2 separate regions of the Mus musculus genome follow, and region 2 is linked to region 1. The links are chromatin loops, found by intact Hi-C in ENCODE. Cell type or tissue: gastrocnemius. All regions are shown on one strand. Each heading gives the region's core, and the rest is flanking DNA. Links, peaks and the distances in the headings are about the cores only. Region 1 overlaps Wnt4 (wingless-type MMTV integration site family, member 4). Region 2 overlaps Gm31820 (a long non-coding RNA gene).

Region 1 (8,000 bases), core at 1-8,000:
GCCCCAGAAGAGACCAGCATCTCTCTGCAGCCGACTAAACAAACATGGGGCCTAGGATGGTTGGCCTTGGCATTCAGAGTCCTATCAGGCTGGGAAGGAGGCACGACAGAGGTAGCCCCCAGCATCCCCAGAACACAGAGTGTCTCCAGTGCCCAGCCCTTCCCCACTGACTGCTCTCCATTGGTGGTACCTCCTTCTGGTGACTCCAATGGCTCCAGAGGACACCGACACAGACAACACTGCACATCAGAGCCATGGGGACATGTATTACCCTAACCTCCTTCACTCGCAATAGTTGTCCAATACCCCAGCAGTACTAACAAGTCTGGAAGAAACCATCCAGAGAAGAATCCAGCCACCTCGCTCAGATCCGTTGACATTGAGGGGTCCTGCCCTCCAAGCCCCGGGGCCATCTTTGGAGCCTACGCAGCCTGCCCACCAGGCCCGGAAGCCAGAATGCCCCATTCTCAAGTCCTCACCCCCCAGTGACTGGCCTCGGAGCCATAATGCCTTCTTCCTAGAGAGGAGAGATAAGGGAAGAGGATGCCCAGCTCTGTGGTGACTTGGCTATGTGATGATGCAGGTGACAGGTATGGGAGGCATTGTACTTCAAGTCATCTCCTTCTCCACACAGTCTCTATGTTCCCTTGGCACACTTGAGCTTAAACTAGATGCGAGTCCCCAGCTCCTAGTCTCCTTGAGGAGCTGGTCTCTCCTCAACGCCCTTCACCCCGACCTGGAAGGGTCAAACACGTGACTAGAAGCACTAGGGAACTACTTCTCTGAAGCACCTGGAAGATCTATCTGAAATCTACAGTTTAAATCATTGCCAGGCATGGTGGCGCATGCCTTTAATCCCAGTACTCGGGAGGCAGAGGCAGGCGGATTTCTGAGTTCGAGGCCAGCCTGATCTACAAAGTGAGTTCCAGGACAGCCAGGGCTACACAGAGAAACCCTGTCTCGAAAAAACAAAACAAACAAACAAACAAACAAAAAATCATACCAAAGTGACCCACCACTCCCAGAACAAGACCAGGACCTGGCTCTGTGAGGACAGAGAAGGTCCAAACAAAGACAGGGACAGAGTCCCGCAAGGTTCAGCTGCAGGGGACAACAGAAGGTGCAGAGCAAAGAGGGTAAAGAGGGTTGTAGAAGAGAGACTACCTCCTACAGTAAGAACAACTGCTCTCCCCATTTTACAGATGAGCACATTGAGGCCAAGTTTCCAAGATGTTCATTAATTTGTTTTGAGTGACACAGAGATAGGAGACTAACCCAGGTCGCTTGCCCCCAGACCATACTGCCTGCCCAGAGGAGGGACAAAGGTCTCCAGGATAGGCCACTGTGGTGTTCAGTACAGCAACCACTCAAACTGCTTAAAGAAATAGTGGACAGTTTGAATGGTTGGTTGTGTAGCAAGGGTCCTTGGGAGCCACACATCCCTCCCTGCTTCCTAAGAACGCTGCCCAAGATGGAGTCTGTGGCCCCTCGCTTCTATCTCCCTGATTCACTAGCTGAAGGCTGCGTTGGCTTACGCAGTTTCCTTTGGGTGCCCCCTTCTGCCAACTTGGCCTCCTTCCTCTCTGGTACGGAGGGCACAATTACTCCTGAGGAGTCTCTAAATGTGGCCTGGGCAGGCAGGGAGGCCAAAGGGAGGGGGCAGAGAGGCCTGGGCTGGTGTCCCAGCCCCCACCTGGACGCAGTAGGGCCAGGATCAGTGCCACTGACCCGCTTGGCTCCCCACCATGGCCTCTCTCACCCAGCCCCTCTCCTCTGGAGTCCAGGGGAACACCGGGGCGGAGCCACGGAGGTGTGGATTAGCCTCTCCAATTTTGTATATTTTGTTTAAAAAGGCAAGCAAACCTGGAAAAGCTTGGGACAAGCCCAGCTAATTTTAGTTTCTAATGAAAACAGCAGGTGGCTGAGAGGATCTGATCTCCCTGGCAGGGCCAGGGCCCTCCGGCCTCCTAGCAGGCTCAAGGCACAGAGGGGAGGGCCTCCTGGGAGGAGCTTGCAGGACCCACAGGCCCCATTCTAGAAACTGGGCACAAGCTGGCCAGCGGCTGTAGCAGGGGCAGCCTGGGCTGGTGGGGTAACCTGATCAACGGCCTGGCTATGGCCAGAGTCCTGGGTGGCCAGGGCAGCAGGTGACAAATTGCTAAACCTGTATTCGGCAATAGCAGGAAGGAGCCTAAACAGGAGCAGCGTGGCAGGCCCTGAAAGCAAGGATGGTCAGCCTCAGACAGCCAGCCCAGGGGCAGCCGACACCCATCAGGCCCTGGCTCGGGCTCTCCCAGAAACGGCTGTGCAGTGGATATTTGAGCCCGACCCAGCTCCCGGGTCAGTGAATGGCACACGTGTCTCTGGGGGAAAGGTTGATCCACCGTAGAACAGTGGGAGGGACCACAGAGACCAGCCACCCCCATCTTCCTCTCTTATCTCTGCTCTTCTGCCATAGGGGTGGGAAAACATCAGGACCTCTGCACCATCAGCCCCTAATCGAACTGCAAATATTCCTGAATAACTTCTGTGTGCCATGCCCTGTGTGGGGCCTGAAGGGACGCAGCCTGACAGAGTCCAGTGAAGGGGCAAGTCCCCAGCCAGAGAGAGACGGGGGGGGGGGGGGAGTTGAGAGCCAAGAACTGTTTGCTGCTAGATAGCTTTGGGACTTACAAGTTGTTTTGCCTGGGGGGGGGGGCGCTTGGTTTGCTTTGTTCATCTGTGAAATGAGGTCAGGTACACGCCAGGCTCCAGGATAAGCAAGTGGCATGAGAACAGGCTACGGCCACTGAGGGCTGGGCTGCCAACCCTCTCCAGCCTATGCCAGCTCTGGCACCCGCCAGGCAAACCCCTAGGGTCTCAGAGAGCAGGAGCAGAGATGGCCAGGCCTCCCATACATGGGAGGGGCAGCTGCTGCGTCCAGTAAAGGCAGGCCTGAGAGGTAGGCACGGGTGCTGTGACAAGCAGTTTCTCGTCATCTTCCTGGATGCCGTCCTGTTGACTCACGGCTGTGGCAGGCGGGCAGTGTCTCTGCCACCGTCGTTCCGGCCGATCTCCCTGTTACATTCAGAGCCTGAGGGAGGAATGCTCAGTTCCTCGAGTCCATCTCTCTCTTCTGGTGGCATGGGACCAACAGGCCCTCCCTCTTCTGCCAGTAGAAGGAGAATTTGAACTCTGATAGTAGGAAAGGCTGCAAAGACTCATGAGCTAACTCACTGTGCCTAGAGCCAGCTCCAAGTAGAAGGGGACTTGCCACGTGTCACAATGGACTAATGGATTGGCCAGACCTCCCCACCTGCTCCTTCTGTCTGGAGACTTCAGCCCCTGAATGCCCCCTTCAATGGAGGCTGACAGAGGCCCAATCCAGCCATATCTGACCTGCTTAGCTTACAAGGAGGAAAAGAGGTCTAAACATGGTTAGGCAAGATATATGCCCCTGTGTCTCAGAGGGATTGGGAGTCCTACCCTTTTCTGTGAGCCCTAGCCTGAGTGGAGACAGCAAAATATCCAATGGTAGGTTCAACTTCTTGACCCTTCAAGGAAGGACACAGTGGCCACTGAACAGTGTCCTGGCCCACCGCCAGTAGCTGAGCTCTTGGCGCCCCCTGCAGGCCACAAGTGACTTTGTGGCTGTGGTTCTGCAGGAGACCCCCCTACCCCCTTCAAGTGGCAAAGGAAGCAAGGAACACGCAGGCAGGGCTGAAGCCAGGGTTGCCATTTCCAGATGGTCCCTTCTCCCGACCATTAACATACCTTTCCCCATTCTAAAAAACTAGGTTCCTACACAGATTGGCCAGTGCTGCTAGCCTGGGAATGCATACCCCAGAGCCTAGAGACATGGCTCTGTCTGCAAAGTGCACGTTGCAAAGTATAAGAACCTGAATTTGATTCCCAGAACCCCTGCAAAAAGCCAGACCTGACAGAGAGGCAGTGGGGGCTGGAAGGGGTCCTGGGAGACCAGGAATTGATGCCATGGTAGGATGATCTGTCTGGCTCTGGGACTACCCATCTCCTTTGGCCCATTGGTGCTGCCAGGGACAGCTCCTACGATGTTACCCAGCCAGGCTAGGTGCATTAGCACACCTTGCCAAGTTCAGTCATCACAACAGCCGTTGGGGATAAAAGCCATGACTCCAGTATGGCTAAGGAAAGCTAGGCTCAACTTTACAGCCGGGGAGCTTGGGGAGAGGACTCTTCTCTGGGCACCAAGACCACTGTGTGGATAGGGATGTCCTAGCCTGAGCCTTCTAGAAATTGGTAGAAAACATCACAGATACCTTTTCAAGATTATTCTCTAGGCTAGTGGCCTCTCTGCTGCATCTCAAGATAGAGCCAAAGCACAGGGCATACTGACCATATCTGAGGTGAAACCCAGGCACCTGTGTTCTCAATAACCACACAGATGATCTCCAGGGGCAGAGAGGCCCAGCCTGCCCCTCACCCAGCAGGCTTTGTTGGAGTGAACCCAGTTCCCAGCTGCTTTGCCCAAACTGTCAATCTCTAAGTCACACAGAATCTAGCAAAGGGTTATAAAGTCAAATAAAACAAAAGTTCTGCCTCTCATCAGCTATGAGTCTTATACACAAGACCAGGGATGAGGCAGCACCCTGAACCCTGGGTGTGGGAGGAGAAAAGCAGGCATCAGGGCAGCTGTGTATCACATCCAACCACTGCCCCCCAGGTACCTGGCCAAGCTGTCATCGGTGGGCAGCATCTCCGAAGAGGAGACGTGCGAGAAACTCAAAGGCCTGATCCAGAGGCAGGTGCAGATGTGCAAACGGAACCTTGAGGTGATGGACTCAGTGCGCCGTGGTGCCCAGCTGGCCATCGAGGAGTGCCAATACCAGTTCCGGAACCGGCGCTGGAACTGTTCCACACTGGACTCCCTCCCTGTCTTTGGGAAGGTGGTGACACAAGGTGAGGAGGGTTGGTCTAGGGACATGGGCTATCTGTGTGTAACTCTGGGTGTCTGGGGTCTGTGTGTAACTCTGGGCATCTAGGGTCTGTATGCGGCCCTGGGTGTCTGGGAAAATGATATTTCTAGGGCCAGGCACATGGAAGATGTTTCAGGAGCAGAGGCAGCACAATTAAGCACACTAGGTAGAGGGCAGGAGGAGGTCAGACAATGGTCTGTGATCACAAAGCACTCTTGAATGCAGCTGGTCCAGGAATATAAGATGGAGTGGTCTTGATTTTCCAGAGGGAGAAACTGGGGCTCAGAGAAGAGACAGTCCCAGGTTCCTCAAAGGATGAGCAGAGTCAGGCTTCAACCTGGGGTACTCTGCTCACCTTTGCATCTAGCCTTGGGTCCTGTGCATGTGACATTTGTGCATGTGACAGGTCTGCAGAACACCTTGTGTGGCCAGCTCTTGTCCTCTGGAACACACAGTCTATTTGGGACCAGACAGTCCACTGCAGCACAATGGAAGCAGCCCACACACCTGCAGCATTGACTGTGGGCCAGGCACTATTTTAAGGACTGTAAGAAACACAACACTAACTCATCGTCCCTTGGCATCAGGCTTCTACGTAACAAGTGAGGAATTGGAGGCCCGAAGCTGTTATGTCATTTGCCTAGGGTCACAGGACTAGAGAGTGGCAGGATCTGAATGTGCGCCCGGCAGGGACGACACTGTCACTCCCAATAAATACAGGAGCAACAGAACAGAAAGTTGGAGCTCTCACCTTGCCAATACTAGGTACTATAGAAAGGTTTCTGCAAGGCTTTTGAAGTCCCGGCTGAGACCGATGACATGAGAGCCAAATGCAGGTGAGCCGAGGTTCTATGGAACTGGAAGGTTCTATGGAACTGGAAGGTTCCTGCCATGCAGGGAATGCTGAAAGCCAGCTAGCTGCTTCTCTACCTCCTGAGCAAGAAGCTGGCACATCTGAGACACCAAGTTGACGGGGCTCTCTGACTCACTCAAGCTGCAGGAAGGGCTTGCTTGAGCCAACCTTTGTCTTGGCACCTGTGGGTCTGGACATCCCTGGCTCCTAGGCTTGTGGTAGACCATTTGGATGCTGTTGGAAACCAACTGTCATTGAAATTTGGAAGCCATTCTCCTGGGAGCTGGCAGGGGCCAGCAGGCATGAGCACACTTGGCATTGCTGAACTGTTCTGTTCTGAGAAAGAGACAGATATTCAACGAGCAGCCCGGTGGTGAAGTCTCTGCTGGTGCTCAGGGCCCAGAGCTGTACTGGTGAGATCCAGAGCCATCCTCCCTAGAGATATTGTTCCCAGGAAGTCCCCTCTCACACAGTGGGTGTCACACAGTGGGTGTCCCACGTATCCTCTAGAGTAGGGATCCTCCGCCTTCCCAATGCTGCAACCCTTTAATACAGTTGTGTTGTAGTGACCCCCAACCATAAAATTATTTTGTTATTGCTTCCTATAATTGCAATTTTGCCACTGTTAGGAATTGTAATGTAAATATCTGATATGCAGGACATCTGATATGGAACCCCTGTGAAAGGGTCATTCAACCCCAAAGGGTCATGACCCACAGGTTGAGAACCACTGCTCCCAAGGGCCTGGCAGATAGATCAACAAGGCTTCCCATACCGGACTGTGTGTCAGTATCACACCCCTGTCCCTTTGCACATGCTATGTCTTCCCCAACAGCCAACCCCGTCTAAGCAGCCCCCACCCAGAGTTTCCTTCTTTCTGCCCCAGGCCCTCCCTTCCCTCCGGGATCTATGCCTTTGTGGTGTCCTTCCTTTGAAGATATTCTCTTACTGTGTAACACAGGCAGGCTGGCCTTGAGCTTGTTATTGTAGCCCAGGCTAGCCATAAACTTGGCAATCTTTCTGCCTCTGCCTCCCAAATGCTGGGGTGACTTACAGGTCCCTATATTCTTTACAGGGGGTATATTTTTTTCATATAAATCCATATTTTTTAAAAAGTTGCAGGGTGTGATTCCTAGATACTCATTTTAGGGTCACTGGACATTTTAACTATGTATTGCTTGCAACTATGTATCCAGATATACATCACACTACTTCTTTATACCTCCACACTGAAGTGTGGCAGCTCCCCGCCCATCCCCCACTTTCCCACCACTGCATCCCCAGACAACAGTGATAGCTCAAGTACCTGTCTCCTGGGATACCTCCAAACCTGGCATGGAGGACAACCAGTGAGTGTCAACTAGGGATGGATAGCAGATCAGGGCAAGGACTTGAAAGGACAAGGGAAAGGAGACATGACTGGTGAGTGGCAGCCAGAAGCCAGGACAGACCTGGGGAATCCTTTGCTTTTCTTGCCTGTGAGCAGAAGCCAAAGAAGGGACTAGCTCTGTCACCCCCCGGGGGGGGGGACGACGACATAAGACCAAGTGGAATCTGTTCTAGACTAATGTTTGAGTGACCTGGTCAAGCATCCCTGTTCCTTTAGAGCTAAGTCAAGGCCTTAAGGGCCTTAAGACCGGGTCAGTCACAAGAGGCAGGCAGCAGCCATATTTGGGGGATACATCTAAGCTCACACACACACACACACACACACACACACACACACACACCCCTAAGCTCACACACACACAGAGGCACGCATGCACGTACACCTTACACCATTTCATACTTGGTTTTCTTCACTAGTAAAGTTCCTCTTAGAACATTCTTACCTGGTCACAGTCTCCACTAAGCCAGGGTGGGGGAAAGGACTCAAGCACAGGCTTGTCTCTGGAGGGCCAGGAGTTGAAGGACAGCAGAGATAGGCAAATGCAACAGGAGACTTCATTCCTCTGGGTCCTTACCTGTCCCATTCATAACTCTCAGGACTGTTGCCAACATTCAGTGACTTGTCTAGGACTTGTCAGTCCTTTCTATACACCCTGACCTGACCTGGGAATAAGCCAGCTTCACAGAGGGCTAGCTAGCATCTTCTCAGCACTGACTATTAATCTAGCAGACCTCTTGCCCCCAGCTCTCAGGAGGCAGACTCAGCAGATGTCTACACGCATGAGTTACCTGGTTGGGACGGTGACTTCAGGCATACAAGGGGA
Region 2 (16,107 bases), core at 4,447-12,446, 99 kb before region 1:
AATCCCCAGGTGTGAGGAAATGTGGACATAGTTGTAAGACAAAACAGAGATTTGGGGGTACAATGAAGAAAATGGGGTGGGGATGGAGGGCAGTTTGAAGTCAAGGACTCTGAAAGGGGGAGAAGCAAGGAGCGCCCCTTCCGGTGGAGACACCATAAGTAAAGCCAAGAACCCACAGAGAGGCCAGAGCCTCCAGCCCCACCCACAAGCCCATATCACAGGCTCTGTAAGGTTGGCCCTCTGCTCCTGCTTACAAATAAAGTTTTATTAGAATTTGGCCACATTGTTTGTGTCAGATTTGTCAGGTAGGCTTTCAGGCTATAGTCTCTGAAGCCATTGAAGCAGAAATAGTGTGTGCTGCAAAAATTCAGAGTTTATACTACTCAGCCCTTTCCCAGAAAGTGTCCCCTGTCCCTCTAGCAGAGTCCAAAGATGGAAAGATCTGTCCTGAGCCCACCAGGTGATGACTGCCACCCTCTTGGTGCATCTCTAGCACCATTTGCATCCCTCTGCAAGCAGCCCCGCCTATCTTAGGATAGCCACGCCTACTGTCTGTGGAGCAAGACCTCCTGTCCTCATCTTCACCCTCAACTGAACCTCCCTCCTTGACCGGCATGTTTACCCTGAACTCTGCCCTGCATCCCCACCAGCCAAGCGGGCTTAGGCTGGCTGGATCCCTCACTCCAGTGGGAAGGCCATGAGTCACCAAGTCCAGAAAGGGGACATCTGCTGGCCTTCTGTGCTCAGCTAACCTCGGTCAGTACAGGACAGAGAGGCCCCCTGCCACTCTGTGCTCTACTCTGTGTTTGCCTGCAGTGGAAGCCAGCCGCCTCGGAGGAGACCCGCTCAGGCTGAAGCATGGGCCCTTTGGACCTGAGTGTTTAATTCAGCTTTGGTTCTGCCCGCAGCTCCCAGGATGATTTCCTGCTGGTGTAGGGGTGGGGTCAGAAAGGTCTGTGCATGGGGGGGCTCAGGCCCTATGCAGATCACACACACACACTCTCACACACTCACATACACACACTCACACACACCTACACACACTCACATACACTCATTCACACTCATACACTCACATACACACACTCGCTCACACACACTCACACTCAGCACTCACACCTACACATACTCACATACATTCACACTCACACATACTCATGCACACTCAGCATTCACATACTCACATACACACACTCATGCATACATACACTTTACACTCTCAAACTGTCCCATTACTCCTCTTCCGGCTTTGTCCATTCTGGAACCTTCTAGAAAACAGTCTCAATGTGTCCATTTGGATCTCTCTCTCTCTCTCTCTCTCTCTCTCTCTCTCTCTCTCTCTCTCTCTCTCTCTCTCTCTCCTTCTCTCTCTCTCTCTCTCTCTCTCTCTGATTCTGGGGGGCCGAGAATTGAATCCAGGATTTCCCCCATGCAAGGGAGCACTCTACCACAGAGATATATCACCAGCCCTCTTTTTATTTACTTTGGGATATGATTTCACTAAATTGTCTGGGTTGGCCTTGAACTCACTTGATAATTCAAGATAGCCTTGAGCTTGTGATCCTCCTGCCTCAGCCTCCCACAAGTAGCCTGTGTCACCACGCCCCACTTTTGGACTCCTTTGAACACATAGGGATACCAACACTTCTGGGCTTAGGAAGGCTTCCTTCCTCCAACAGACTACAAAGTGTCCCACACAATGTGAGCTCATGGGAAGGGCCCATAACCAGGGAGACAAGAGGATTCTTGGACAGAAATGAGGCTAACCTGAGAGGTACGCATTCCATCTTTTTTTTGAGCTTGAAAGTTCATGCAGCGTGATCCAGATGCCATTGCTGCGGGTAAGAGCTCCCCTGCACTGTGCGATCCAGCAGGCCCAGCCAGCCCAGTGAAACCTGGGAGGGGACCCTGTCGTGGGAGCATACCTGGCCTGCTGCTGCCCCCGTGGCGTCACCTGCACACATTAATGAAAAATTCTCGACGAGGAGCAGAGCCAGGCCAGACCAGGAAATTGCAAAGTGGCGGGGGCCTTACCTCAGCCTCACCGAGCACTGCTTTTATAGCTCCACGTGTAATAACATAAAAGCGTAATTCATACAAGTATCACTTTAAGTGGGATGGCAGGAGGGGGCCTGTGCCCGGGGGGTGGGGGTGTGAGTGCCACATTGACTGGAGATGCCAAGTGAAGGGAGAGGCGGGGTGTGTGGCTCACCTGCGTGCTGTCAGCACAGCTGTAGGGTGGACCAAGAACCCTGGGCCCTGGACAAAATATCTAGGAGCTACCAGAGGCCATCAGAGAGAGTATCCGAGTCTGGAGAGAAGAGCTGAGCCTTGTGGGTTCTGGCTGTGTGACCTTGGGTGGTCAGTTGCACTCTCTGAGCTGCTAATTCCCTGTCTGTAATAAGAAGATTGGCTGAGAGGACCCAAGTCCCTCATTAGTAGCCCTCCCTCTGCCTAGGCCTATTCCTCCCGGGGTGAGAGAGATTTCTAGGCACTGGGCCGTGCCAGGAAATGGCCTGGGATCGCCTCATTAAACACGAGGGGGTATTTACACTGGGAGAAACAAATATTTATCTGTGGATGAGAAAGGACGAAGGTTTTTGGAACCCTACTCTGGCTCGCCTCAGCTTGGATAGGGATGAGGGAGGGCTCAGACTCAGAGGACAGGACCACAGCTGAGAGTCAGGCAGCCTGGGTTCCCATCACAGATCTGCCCTGTTCAGCTAAGAGCACCCTGGCTTCTCAAGTGGATGGAAGGTTGCATGCTGGAGCAGGACAGAGTTTGGTCCCTGACACTGGGCACTTTGCAGAAAGCAGACGACAAGGAAAGGTGGCATAGGGCCAGGTCTCTCTGGGTGACCTGCACCAGTGGCTCAGGGTGCTGTCAGCAGCAGGGAGCCCAGTCCCTGGACACATCACCCCCACGGAGGGTGGATAACCACGGGTCAGATGCGCTGACCATCCTTGGGGCTGGGTGGCCCACCCCTAGGAAGGATCACAGATGGGTGGTCTCACAGGAACAGGGAGCCAAGTTCAAGAGCCATGGGTCAACTGAGGAATCCTAGAGTGTTTCCCGCACAGGGCCGATCTGAGGACAGATTTTCTGAAAAACAGCCTCTCTTCTCCACCTGTACAGCCACCACCTGGTCCTGGTCCTGGTCCTGGTCCTGGTCCTGGTCCTGGTCCTGGTCCTGGTCCTGGTCCTGGTCCTGGTCCTGGTCCTGGTCCTGGTCCTGGTCCTGGTCCTGGACCTGGACCTGGTCCTGGTCCTGGTCCTGGACCTGGTCCTGGTCCTGGACCTGGTCCTGGTCCTGGACCTGGTCCTGGTCCTGGTCCTGGTCCAGGCCCCACCCCTCCGAGCTTGACTACGTTGGTGGCTTCCAGCTGCCCTCCTCCTCTCTCCTTGTTCACTACCCTCTTCCCACAGCAGCTGGCATGTTTGTATATGGGAGGTGGTTGAGGGTGGCTGAGGTCGTATGAGAGGAACCCTATAAAGTGGACAGAAAGCAAGAGAGGAGGTGGTCACATGTGGGAAGAACTTCCTGGCATCTCCCTATAACCTCACTTCAGGGAAGCATCAGCTGCTGCTGGGCTCAGACCCAAGGTAGGCCCAGAAGACCCCAGAACGAAGGCAAGCTGTGGTGTGGGCAAACCAGGCCATCCAGTCAGCAGCAAAACCTCCCTCAGACCCAGGGTTGGGGGGGCCGGGGGGGGCGGCAAACAGCCCCATCAGGCAAGCCCTATTTGTTTAATACTGAGACCACGGAGTCAGAGTCCTGTTTGTTGAAAAGACTCTAGGGCTCTCCCCCCACCGGGGACTTGAAAGTGACATTCCTCAAGCAAACTAAGGGGAAGGCAGGAGCCAGCAGAGGACCGCGGGAAGGAAGGGCAGCTGAGGACAGGGGAGGGGAGGGGGTTCTCAGAGTAACCGTGGATCATGGAATCGTGAAAGGCACTCACAGAAAAGGAGCTCCGGAGTGTGAGATGGAAAGGGTCAGGAGCTGCGAGCAATCCAAAGCCTGAAGGCTAACGTGGACAAAGCCTAGAGCCCCAGGAGGGGGGATGGGGGGAGGCTGCATTCGGACGTCGGAGGGCTTAGGGGAGAGGCAGCTGGCTTTAAGCATGGACCCCTTCAGCTCCCACCCTCCCCTTTGGCTGAATCCAACCAGCAGCCTAAGACCTCAAGCCAACTCTCAGGACTGTTGAGTGCCCCAAAGCCCCCCTACCCCCCACCCACCCCCCAGCAAAGTAGGAATGCTCCCTGGGAGAGGGGGTCACTTGGTTCTAGGCTACACTCTGTCCCTAAATCAGCTAGGCCAAGGAAACACAGGCCTATGGTGCCAGCACTTTGGAGTTGGAGGATGATCAGGAGTCCAAGGACATTGTCACCTACATATAAAGGTCGAGGCCGGTGGAAGAGAGGGAAAGGGTAGAAGTGACTTCAAATCAGAGCTCTGTCCTTCCAGGCCCCAAAAACATGAGGACTAGAGTTCGAATCCCAGGGAAGCCACTTGGCGTATAGCAGCCTGCCTGTAATCCCAGAACTTGACATGAAGGGGCCACTCCAGGGCAAGCTAGCTAGACTAGCCATTCCAAGCTTGATTGAATGACCTTGCCTCAGTGAATAAAGCAGAGAGTGACCGACCAAGAAAGAAGTAGCACGCACGTATACGTTCACACAGAGAGAGCCTTCATATGTGTGTGAACTGTGCATGTGCATAGACACACTGCACACACACACATACCCACTCACAGAGATTTCATATGCATGTTCACTGTGCATACACATAGACACATACGTAACCATACATACACTGCGCACACACACATATACACATACACACTGTATACACACAGAGCATTCGTGTGCATATGCATTGTGCATACAGATACACACACGCATACACACACAGAATCTTCATATGCATGTTCACTACACAGACATATACACATACACATTGCACATACTGACACACACATACACACACATACTCACACACACAAGAAGGAGGAGGAGGAGACGGAAGGTTCCAAATGCCCAAGATTTACGTGGGTCACACAGTAAGGTGCCACCTGAGATCCCAAGCCCACCCGCACCACAAAGCCACTGTTTTGCTGTTGGCTGAGGACTCTGAAGGTTATCAAACACTCTTGGATTGGGTGCAGGTGCCCACACTGAGTGTCTTAGTACAGAGGTGACAGCCATGCATAGACAGCTCTGGGTAGTTCCGTAGGTGAGGTGCAGGGACCTTTACTCACAGGTCTTACACCCCTCACAAAGTCACTTAGATGCAGAGGTTGGCACCAGAGCCCTGACGGCCAGTCTCCGACTCCTTGGTCTTGGTCTCTACCTAGCCCCATTTGACTTGCTCATTTTTCCAATAGGCAGGGAGCGAACCACTTGAGGCCAGGGCTAGGCAAGGGCCCTCCTGGCAGAGTTCAGACTCCCATTCTGGACACAGTGGAAAAAGACCAGCTTGTCAGGGAAGCTGGTGGGAAATGGCTGGCCAAGGTGGAAACCAGTCTGGCATCTCTCCTACCTAGAAACTCTGCCCTCTGCAACAGCACCAGCACCTGCCCAGATGGGCACTGCTTCCTTGTTGGTCTAGGCCCCAGAAATCCACACCTGAGTGAAGGGGAGGTCAGCATACTTTAGGGTTAAGGGGTATATCTGCCCTACCCTCATTCAGAAGCAAGCCAAGGTAGCCAAGCTAGCCTTCAGAATACCACTTCCTAGATCATCTGCTTTTCCACTGTTGCCCCTTTTCCCAAGACACCCTTCCCTCTCTCCTCTACTTTTCTAGACACATCTCCAGGCCTGCAATGGCCACGATCCCTCACCACCTTTAACCCTGAGTCTGGCCTAAAGCTTGCGACACTAAGTGCCCAACAGCCGTCATCTAGATGAACACCGCTAAGCAGTGAGAGCCCTAACCTGGTCCCAGGTGTTCTATCCAGTCCTCCCTGCCCCCCAAGGCCTCAGCTTCCCCTTGTGTACAAGCGAGGGTTAGCATCACAGTGGATGGGGTGGTGGTACACACTCACACACTCCACGCCAGCCTCTCTGCAGCATCCAGAGCTGCTCCTGGGTCGGCTTGCCAGCATGTCACGGCAGAGAGGAAGGGGGTAGAATAAGAGAAGGAGCTGTGCATTCCACACACCCAGCTTGTCCCCACAAGGCCTACACCAAATGCCACAGTGCGCTTGCTCTGCCCAGCTCTCTCTGGGTGGGGTGGCTGTATGGCAAAGGTGCAGGTAGAGAGTAGTCCTCCGAAACCCGAATGCCAAAGAAGTACACACTGCCTGCCTGTGGGTGCTACTGCGTGCCCATGCATTCCCACGCATGTCCACACTCGAACACAACTCACACGTGCCCTGTGCTCTAACTCACACACACCATGATCTCTTGTAGTCATCTGACACTGCTTGAGCCGCTGTTACGATGCCAAGTCTTTCTCACTCCCTAGGGAAACATGACTCCGTGAGATCATTAATGTCCCAAGACTCATGTGCTTGCCCCAGTTTCTCCACACCAATGCTTGCATCCTAGGCCTTACCCTGCACACTCCTCTCAAGACCCCAGCAATATGTTCACATGATGGTTAAAGCAAGAAAAGGTGGGGTGGAGGGGGGCTGGGATGTGGCTCAGTAGATAAAGCACTTGCCTAGCGTACACTAGGCTCCGACTCCCATCCCTGGTGTGACACAAACCAGGTTGCACATGCCTGTCATCTTAGCATGGGAAGGGGGGATGCAGGGGGATATCAGATGGTCAAGGTCATCCTTGGCTACATTGAAGGCTAACCTGAGACACGTTAAGAGCCTATTTCAATAAACCAATTAATAATGACCCAAGAAAAGGGCTCACTGGATGTGATGGTTTGAATAGGAGTACTCTCCATAAACTCCTATATTTGAATACTTGGTTATTAGAGAGTGCTTGAGAGGGATTAGGAGGTGTGGCCTTGGAGTGGGCGTGGCCTTGTTTGAGGAAGTACAGCACTGGGATGGGCTTTGACAGTTCAAAAGCACAAGTGTCTCTTTCTTCCTGCTGCCTGCAGATCCAGATGTAGAACTCTCAGCCCCTTCTCCAGCAGCATGTCTACCCATAAGCCGCCATGCTTCCTGCCATGATGATAATGGACAAAATCTCTGCAACTGTAAGCCAGCCCCAGCTAAATGTTTTCCAGAGTCGCTGTGATCACGGTGTCTCATCACAGCAATAGAACACTGACTACAACACCAGATAACACACTAGCTTCAAAAGCCTGGAACTAGAATCTTTATTTAGAACTCAGATGCAGTGATGTACATCTGTAATCCCAGCATTCCTAGGGTGAGCATGGAAATGGAGACAGAAGAATAATCCAGAATTTCATGAAACAACTAGCCTGGAGTACAAAGAGAGCAGCACTGTCTTAACAAGGAGAGCAGACTCCCCAAGCTGTCTTCTGAGCTACACACACACACACACACACACACACACACACACACACACACACACACACACACATGTTTATGTACACATAAAAACATGCATACATGCTTACACACACACACACACACACACACACGCACGCACGCACGCACTCACACACACCAATCAATTAAAAACGATTTTAAAAAATGCTTTTAAATAATTGTAACAATAAATAAAAAGACCGCAATTTCCTGGCCTGAGCACTGTCCTGGTATCTGTTCCCCTAAAATGCTGTAGTGTGTGGTTTGTTGTGGTTTCTCCACTGGGAAAGCCTGGTATTTGCAACTTTGTATCCCGATAAGAGAGGAAAGTCTCCAGCAGTGAATTCTTTTTCAGTCCCTCCAAACAAACTTCCAGATACTCAGCCCAGAAATCCCTCCTCTGTCAATCACACAGCCCTCTCCATTCTCCCGTCAGACAGGTGTCAACAGGGCACCTGCAGCCCCAGGCCTCAAGTCACACCTGTCACTCTGCCTGCTGATGCCTGGCTTTTCCAGACCTGAATCCTAAGAGCCCACAGTGGCTCACAGCAGACAGCCACAGTCTCCCATAGTCCCTACCCCCCTCACTTAGCAAGTAACCACCAAACTGACCCCCAAACCTGAGCATTTTGGAATCTAAGGTGAACTTCTCACTGGAGAGTGCAGGGTGATTTGGATAAGAGAACAGAAGAGATGAAATTACCCAGCTCTTCCTGAGCCTACGTCTGATACATGCTCACAGGCTAGTGAGTGCATCTTTGAGTCTCTGTTTCCCCATCTGCAAGATGGAGGATGCAGTCTTATTGCACAGGCCTGTAGCAAGGGTTACCAAAGGCAAAGCCTGACTTGCGGGTATAATGCTTGTTCCTGGGGAAGGAGACACCGGCCCCAGCCCTGCCTCCATCTCTGAGCTGGGCCAGCCCCCACTTCCTTCCCCTTACCTCTGCCATACCACCCTTGGCCACCAGCGCACCTGCTTCCGAAGGCTCCAATTTCCTGTAAGTGTAAGAATTTAGGTCAGACACAGCCAGAGGCCCATGGCCCCCTCCCGGCCAAAACCCATAAATAACACAGCAGCAGCTCAGCCAGCTTGGCCAGGACATGACTTTCTCTCCTTACCCGGCACCTTGCTGGGCCTCAATGCAGTCCTCATTGCCAGACAGGTAAGGCCATTTCCATGTCTCCAGGGGAAACTGAGGCACAAGAGAGGAAGCCAAAGTTGAGACCCTGATCTATGAACTAGCCCCTTCCTGTTGTCCCGGGACATCCCAATCGATGGCATCCTTCCAATTCCCAAAAGACAAACGATTGCAGTCTGAAATCAGCCCACGGACACACCAAGTTGTCCTTTTGAGAGATGAAGAGAGAAAAGCTTGGATCTTAAAGCCAAAGGATGTTAAGGACATACTCCCCTCTCTGTGGATGGAGCCACAGGCAATATCTGGAGGAAGAGACATGGATGGGTGTCAGGAAAATGTCTTTACAAAATCAGGAGACAGGCTGAGTTTGGAGGAGCCGGCCACCTCTGTGTTGTCTCATGGATTCCCGCAGCACACAAATGCAGCCCAGAAGCCCAAACTGTCAGCGCCCCGAGATTCTCAGAGACACATCCACACATACTGAACAAAGGACTGGGCAGAGGCCCACAGAGCAATGCCACCTGGCTGGACATCCCATAGCAGTCAGAGCTGGGCCTGTGGAGTCCAGTCTGGTGCTCTTTCCTGGCACCATGGTGTGTCCTCTGATTGTGACCTTTTGGCCTCCTGCTTGAAGCTCCCTTACCTTCTGACAGAGATGCAGCTGAATCCTGGTGTCTTCCAGCTAGGAGCAGAAGGTTCTTGGAGCATCCTAACCTATCTGACAGTGGACAGGCTGGAGCCTGCAGTGTCCTAGCCCAGCCTACCACAGGGAGAGGCACATGGCGAGTCCATGGCCTGGACCCAGGAACCCTTTAGGCGGTCCTAGACCCAGGCTACCCCATCTCCCAGCCTATTGACAATTCTCCATGGTGGAAACTGTTCTCTGGCCACCTAAGAGTTTCAACCACACCCCTCACCTCTCCTTCCTAATGCCAAGAGCATAAGAAGGAACCCATCCTACCAGTTGCTACCATGTGCCCTGGAAGGCAAAGTCCACCTGGTTGAAAGCCACTTCCCTGCACACTTGGTCCCATACTCTGCAGTGTGCCACTGAGACACCTGTGCCCTCTCTGTCCTCAGTCTCCACAGCTCAGGATGGGCCCTGGGGGCCTGGGCTCCAGCCCTGGCTGGAGGGAAATGACCCTGACAGAAGAGAAATGTACCCACAGCTGCAGGGCCCCAAAGCACCGAGGAGACACGAAGAAGAAGACATTTCCCTCTGAGTCAGGTCTCAGGAATGTGTCGCCCAGTGTGGCCACGAGCCAGATCCATCCCCCCCCCCAAACACCATGCCGACCCCCACAACCCCAGGGCATCGCCTTTTATTAGAACAGAAAAAGAGGCAGGTGCCAGGTCTCCAAGAGCCCATTAAGGAGCCAATAAAGACCAGAGAGGGACCGCTGAGCCGGCTGCTCCACTGAGCAGGAGGCCCTGCCTTGCCAACCATGGAGACGGAACAGGGCTCTGTGCACAGCCAAGGGACCCCAGCCGCAGTCTGCTGTGTGCTGGCTGTGTCTCATCAAGCTTGATTCTAGCCTGCATTTCTTTCATTCTCAAATTATTACTTTTAGGTATTTTTTTTTCAATCACATAATGTTTCGATCCAATTTTTGCTTGCGAGGAACCTCAATAGACACACAAGCTAACTGTCCTGGGTGGGTGGAGCTTAGATCTGCCAGAGGCTCAGTGAGGCCTCCCACATGTGCCCTAGAACGTAAAGCCCACTTGATTGAGGGGCTCAGTGGGACTAAGTCCCACATCTGTAAAGTGAGGTCACCAACTTCTGTCTTAGTCAGGGTTCTCTAGAGTCACAGAACTTATGGGGAGTCTCTATATAGTAAGAGAATTTGTTGATGACTTACAGTCTGCAGCCCAATTCCCAACAATGGTCAGCAGCAGCTGTGAATGGAAGTCCAAGATCACCCCTGAGTCCTACCTGACTCCACTCCTACACCCCAGGTTTAAGCAATTCCTATGAGCCTAGGCCTTCCCAAATTGCTTCTCTCTCTCTCCCTCTCCCTCTCCTTCTCCCTCTCCCCCATCCTTGGGGCTCACCCACACTTGCTTAAGGTCCCCAAGTCTACCCAGGTCCCCAGAGCTGCAGCCACTTTCCTCTGCTCCTCCCAGAAGCCTGTCGAGATGGCTTGTTCCCAGGACACCAGTTGTGATAGCATCCCAGTGGTCCCTGCCTTCTGGGACATGACCACTGGGTCAAGTACCTGTCGAGCCTCTCGCATGACTTGCACTCCACAGCACAGCACGAGACAAGAGCCACTGTCTCCATCTTCCAGATGTGAGAGCCAAGCCTCACAAAAGTGGATGGGCTTGCTCACAGTCCACGATTTCCCCCAGTGTTAGAAAGCCTGTCCATACAGTTCAAAAATGTTTGTACGCGTTCTGAACACTGAGCCAGGCAGTCACTCGGACCATATAGTTGGGTGTCTGATTTCTGTTTTATTTCACTTTGACGCAGAGTTCTGTGTAGCCTAGGCTAGCCTCGATTTTTTTCCTTAGAGATTTATTTTTATTATTTTTAGTGACATGTATGTACATAAACTCGGGTACCTGCAGATACCAGGGATATCAGAGTCCCTGGAGCTGGAGTGACAGGTGCTGGGAATTGAACCCAGGGCTTCTGCAAGAGCAGTTCACATTCAACTGCTGGGCCATCTCTGCAGCCCAGCCTGGAGTTTCTGATCTTCCTGCTTGTACTTCCGAGTGCTAGGATCATGTGATGCACTGCCACGCCCAGCTTTGTAAAAGTGCTGGGGACTTTGTATATTACCAACTTTGTACTCTACCAACTGAGCTACATCCCCAGCCCCAGACACTTCTGAATTTCTATATTCTGTTTTTCTCCTCCTCTCCTTCCTCCTCTTCTTCTTCCTCCTCTTCCTCCTCTTTTTCCTCCTCCTCCTTTTCCTCCTCCTCCTCCCCGCACACCCCCTCCTCCTATCTCCTCTCCCCCATCTCCTTTCTCTCCTCTTCCACCTCTTCTCCCTTCCTCTTCAAAATAATAAAATATTATATAGCCCAGGCTGGCCTTGAACTCATGACAATTCTCCTGCCTTTCACCCATAAACCCTAAAATAATGTAACCCCCAAGACATCCTGGGGCTCCCTCACTTCGCATCACTTTCTAGCACGCTGACTCTCCACATCCCCGAGGGCCAGCTCTCCCCTGACAACATCACCTTCCCCCAGCCTCTGGGGTAGTAATGATGCCAGCAGCTCCCTCCTCCTGTGAGATCCAGCTTCCCGACTCGCCATGACTGGGAGCCTCCTTGTTAGCACTTGAGGGTCGGGGGAATGGCCCGGAAACCTGTTGCCTCGGGAACTGCTGAGGGTCTCCAGCCCAAGGCCCGTCTGAAAAGCTGATTCTTTCTTCTACATAGCCTTGTCCCTGCCTCTGTCCTGTAGACTCCCAAGGCCATCGAGATTGCAAAGCACTACCCTTGGTCTGTCTACTGGCATCCAGGGAGGCCTGCATTTATTCCTATAGTATGAGCTATGGGTGTATGGCTGGCCTGGGAGTGGTCCCTGCCTGTCCTGACCCCATGATGATCCCCATGTGTACTGGCTGGTTTTGTGTCAACTTGACACAGCTGGAGTTATCACAGAGAAAGGAGCATCAGTTGAGGAGATGCCTCCATGAGATCCAGCTGTAAGGCATTTTTCTCAATTAGTGATCAAGGGGGAAAGGCCCCTTGTGGGTGGGACCATCTCTGGACTGGCAGTCTTGGTTCTATAAGAGAACAGGCTGAGCAAGCCAGGGGAGGCAAGCCAGTAAAGAACATCCCTTCATGGCCTCTGCATCAGCTCCTGCTTCCTGACCTGCTTGAATTCCAGTCCTGACTTCCTTTGATGATGAACAGCAGTATGGAAGTGTAAGCCAAATAAACCCTTTCCTCCCCAACTTGCTTCTTGGTCATGATGTTTGTGCAGGAATAGAGACCCTGACTAAGACACCATGCTTAGACCTTGTGGTTTAGCAAGAAGGATGCACAGCCAAGGAGACATTCCCCGGGGCCTGGGCCATGGTGGGGAAACACTGGCTCAGGCTGGGAGGGTGCAGGAGGCACAGGCCCACTGTCTATATGGACTCGGTGTACACTCACCCTTCTGCACTGTGCCTCTTGTGGGTATTGCCTCTCTCGGCAGCCTATCAGCAGGGGCGGGGTCTGGCTGAGAACTCGGAGCCTGGGCTCAATGCCCACAGAGCAAGGCCTTGGGGTCCACCTGTGCCCATGGTGCCTGCTGCAGACCCTCCCCGACCCTTATAGACATTGTCTTCTTCTCAGTCCCAGGGACTCCTACCCCGTGGGCTGGGTTCTACACCACAGTGGTGGCTGGGCTGCCCCATGGCCAGTAATAAGCCCAGCTCTGTCAACCCATAAAGTCCTCAAAAGTGAGATTTCTTCTCCTTCTCTTGAACCTTGAAGCGTGACCTCTGTTCCTACCACTTTGCCCAAACATTTATTTTTCTTTTTTGCCAAAACTCTAGAAGCCTAGAAGTGGGTAAGACCCGAGGCCTCCAAATGAAGCACATGAGGGGGCTGTGGCCAACAGAGATAAGGTGACTTCCCCCGGGGTCACCAAGCAAGATTATGGCAGAGTTGGAGTAAAGACCCAAGTATGTGGTCCCTCTGTCCACACCTGTGGCTTTGAAGCCTCTGGTCTCTGGAGCCAGGACTTCCCATAAAGCCTTGGGCCAGCCTGTCTACCGAACTCCAGAAGGAAGATCCCCGACGTACCCCACCTCAGCCCTCTGGAATGACTCACAGGCCAGAGTCTATGTCCCAAGCTGTATCAGGGTCAAGAAGAACCCTTGCCCCCTGCCAAGGTGCCTGGGCCTCTGTGCAACCCCTAAAATAGCCCAGCTCGCCTTCAGATCGGGTTGCAGCCCGGCCATCCAGATGGGGTTCTTGGCAGAGTGGCAAGCACTTCCCCTCACATCGCCCCTGTTCTCCTCACCTGTCAGCACTCGGGCCAGCATTAAATCAGCCTCCCTCTGGAGGGCACAGCCTTTTCCAGAGGCCGAGGGACAGCAGCAACGGGAATGGTCTCTGGATCTGGGCAGAGGCAGTAGGTGTCGTTGATAACGAAGATGCTGGAGTGGGTCCTCACTGAAGAGCCAGTCAGGGGGCTTGCACTGCCACAGAGCTGCTATGTGGCCTCAGAAGGGCCACATGCCTTTTCTGAGCTTGCTCATATATAAAGCGGGCACAGTGTTCCAGCTCATTGAAAGGCTATGGCACAGCAGCAAATGGGCCAAAGCCCCCTCCCAGAGGCATCTCCATCCTGGGAAGGTGGGGGCAGCATGCTCTAGCTCTGACTGCTAGATCTCAGAGCTTTGTATCAGTGGGTACCAAGAGCCAGGAGGATGGTTATGCTATTTCATTTAGAGTAATCCAAGAAGGTCTGTGAAGGGAACAGAGAACTCCCCCTGGGCTAGAAGATGAGAGGTGGGACCCAGGAGCCTCCCTCCTCCCAACCCAGGGCAGAACCAAGATTCCTGTCCAGAAACCTCAGCTAAAGCACTGTCCAGCACTTAAGGTACATAAGGGCCCCAGGTACCTAAGACTTTCAAGTTCCCAGTCCCCGCCACTCAGAGAAGCCCAGAAGAAGGTTAAGGACTGAGGCCCAAGTCACACGTCCAGCTTCATGAGTGTGGTGTAGAGGCCCAGACTGGGGACACCATGTACAGCAGGAGTGCTGATGTTCTAGGTGGGTGATGGGTGTCATTGTGAGGGGGTCCTGTCCAGGAGGAGATACACTGGCTGTCACAAGCATTGCTCCCCGAGTCCACAGCAGCAGTGCAAAGGGCAGGGATAGAGCCTGAGGTGACCACACTACCAGAGGGTCACACATTTGGGAAGCCTGAGCAATGGCTGGCTGAGTTTCGGCTTCATGGGCTCTGGGTTTTAAACATGGAGAATTTGGTTTGAGGTGGTTCGCTCTCTGTTTGCTCTTTCAGGCAGAAGAATCTAATTCTGTCACCCAGGCTGGCCTCAAACCCATGGTCCTCGGACCTCAGCTTCTGGGCTGCTAGAAATGCAAAAGTGAGCAGCTACATTGGTCCAGGTGTTTAAAAATCTGATACATAGTTTGCTGTTGCAGCCTTGGCAGGGGTGGTGGCTGCTTTGCTCTGTCCATCTGAGGTGCCTCATGTTTCTTCCAAAGAAGGAAGAAAAAGCACACAGGCCAGGTGACAATGCACAGAGCACACGTACATGCACACACACACACACAAAACACATACACACGTAACACATGCATATGCACACATACACACAAATAGACACATATACGCATGCACACACACATACTCACACAGATACACACATACAAACAGATACACACATGACACGCAGACACTCAAAACACAGACATATATAACATAACACAATACACAGATACAACATATACCTATATATACATCACACACAAACATATCACACACATGTTCACACATACATATATGCCATACACAAAAACTACACATACATACAAACACAGCACACCTATACACATGCACACACAAGTTTCCCATGAGACCACTGGGGCAAATCAAATTGTAAGCGGAAGGCTGGTTGCATGACCCTCCTTCCTGGAGCATGATGTCACTGAGCAGATGAGCCCTCTGTCCCCAGAACTTAGCCTGGACCCATGTGCTGGCTACCACACAGAGACTTGGCAGTGCTGCCTGCCACAGAGCCTGTTCAGTAGTGTGTTTGGGAAGGAAGGAAGGAAGGAAGGAAGGAAGGAAGGAAGGAAGGAAGGAAGGAAGGAAGGAAGGAAGGAAGGAAGGAAGGAAGCAAGGAAGCAAGGAAGCAAGGAAGCAAGGAAGCAAGGAAGCAAGGAAGCAAGGAAGCAAGGAAGCAAGGAAGCAAGGAAGCAAGGAAGCAAGGAAGAATGAATGAATAAGATGAAGAGCCCAGAAAATGGAAGCAGTCAAGGAAGTACGAAGGCTTTGCTTGATCCCTTGAGCCACCCCAAGGAGCAAGAGCTGGTCAACCCCCCCAATACCGCAGTTATCAAAATCAAGAGTGTGGAGCAGGAAGGTTGGGTCCAACTCAGCTCCCCGTCCCCCACTCCACCAGCTGCCCCCTCTCCCATCTCCCACACCTCCCTCCCTGGGGGTGTTAGCACTGCCAGCAACATTGCACCCCTCAGCCAGCAGCCAGCCCAGTCTCCTCCCCTCCCTCCCCTAAGCTGCCTGACAAAAGCTATCCTTGTGGGAGCCGGGACACTGTAATTAAAAAGGAAACATAATAAAGCCATCTCTGGGACCAAATCCCCATCCTGAGCATGTCGTCCAGCCCACCCCTTGCTGCCCACCAAGGACACATGCCCCTTTGTGTGCCCTGAGCCAGGGCCACGCCTACCCCACCCCACTGGCCACTGCCCTCCCTCTCTCCCTTCCTCTTACCCTATGGTCCTAGCATCTGAGCTGAGTGAGGGCTGCCTTCTCTGACCAGAGAGAAAATTGAGGTTCAGAAAGGCA

What was found. A loop is a pair of places that touch in the nucleus more often than their neighbours do. Peaks named below come from ENCODE experiments on the same cell type or tissue, not always from the same donor. Only the 100,000 strongest peaks of a DNase experiment are listed, where the experiment ranks them.
Region 2: a loop joins it to region 1, with 2.9 times the contacts of the local background. A loop is called at or near these places in 5 of 42 quality-filtered maps.

What each region holds. Positions count from the first base shown.
Region 1 is chr4:137,284,433-137,292,432 of GRCm38, forward strand. Wnt4 (wingless-type MMTV integration site family, member 4) reads left to right here. Exons shown (of 5, transcript NM_009523.2): 2 at 4,682-4,917. Among named protein-coding and RNA genes, the nearest start is that of Wnt4, 11 kb to the left of the region's middle. In gastrocnemius, for the core only: a CTCF peak has its summit at 3,607 (motif pointing left); DNase peaks (open chromatin) are centred at 1,681, 2,954, 3,589, 4,769 and 1 more place; H3K4me3 peaks cover 1,551 bases; H3K27ac peaks cover 3,111 bases.
Region 2 is chr4:137,180,806-137,196,912 of GRCm38, forward strand. Gm31820 (a long non-coding RNA gene) reads right to left here. Exons shown (of 5, transcript XR_881509.2): 3 at 8,581-8,654; 4 at 8,403-8,457; 5 at 3,276-3,488. It overlaps Gm46872 (a long non-coding RNA gene), which reads right to left and starts at 1,037. Exons shown (of 2, transcript XR_001784458.2): 1 at 1-1,037. In gastrocnemius, for the core only: a CTCF peak has its summit at 8,418; DNase peaks (open chromatin) are centred at 8,462 and 10,000; H3K27ac peaks cover 3,988 bases.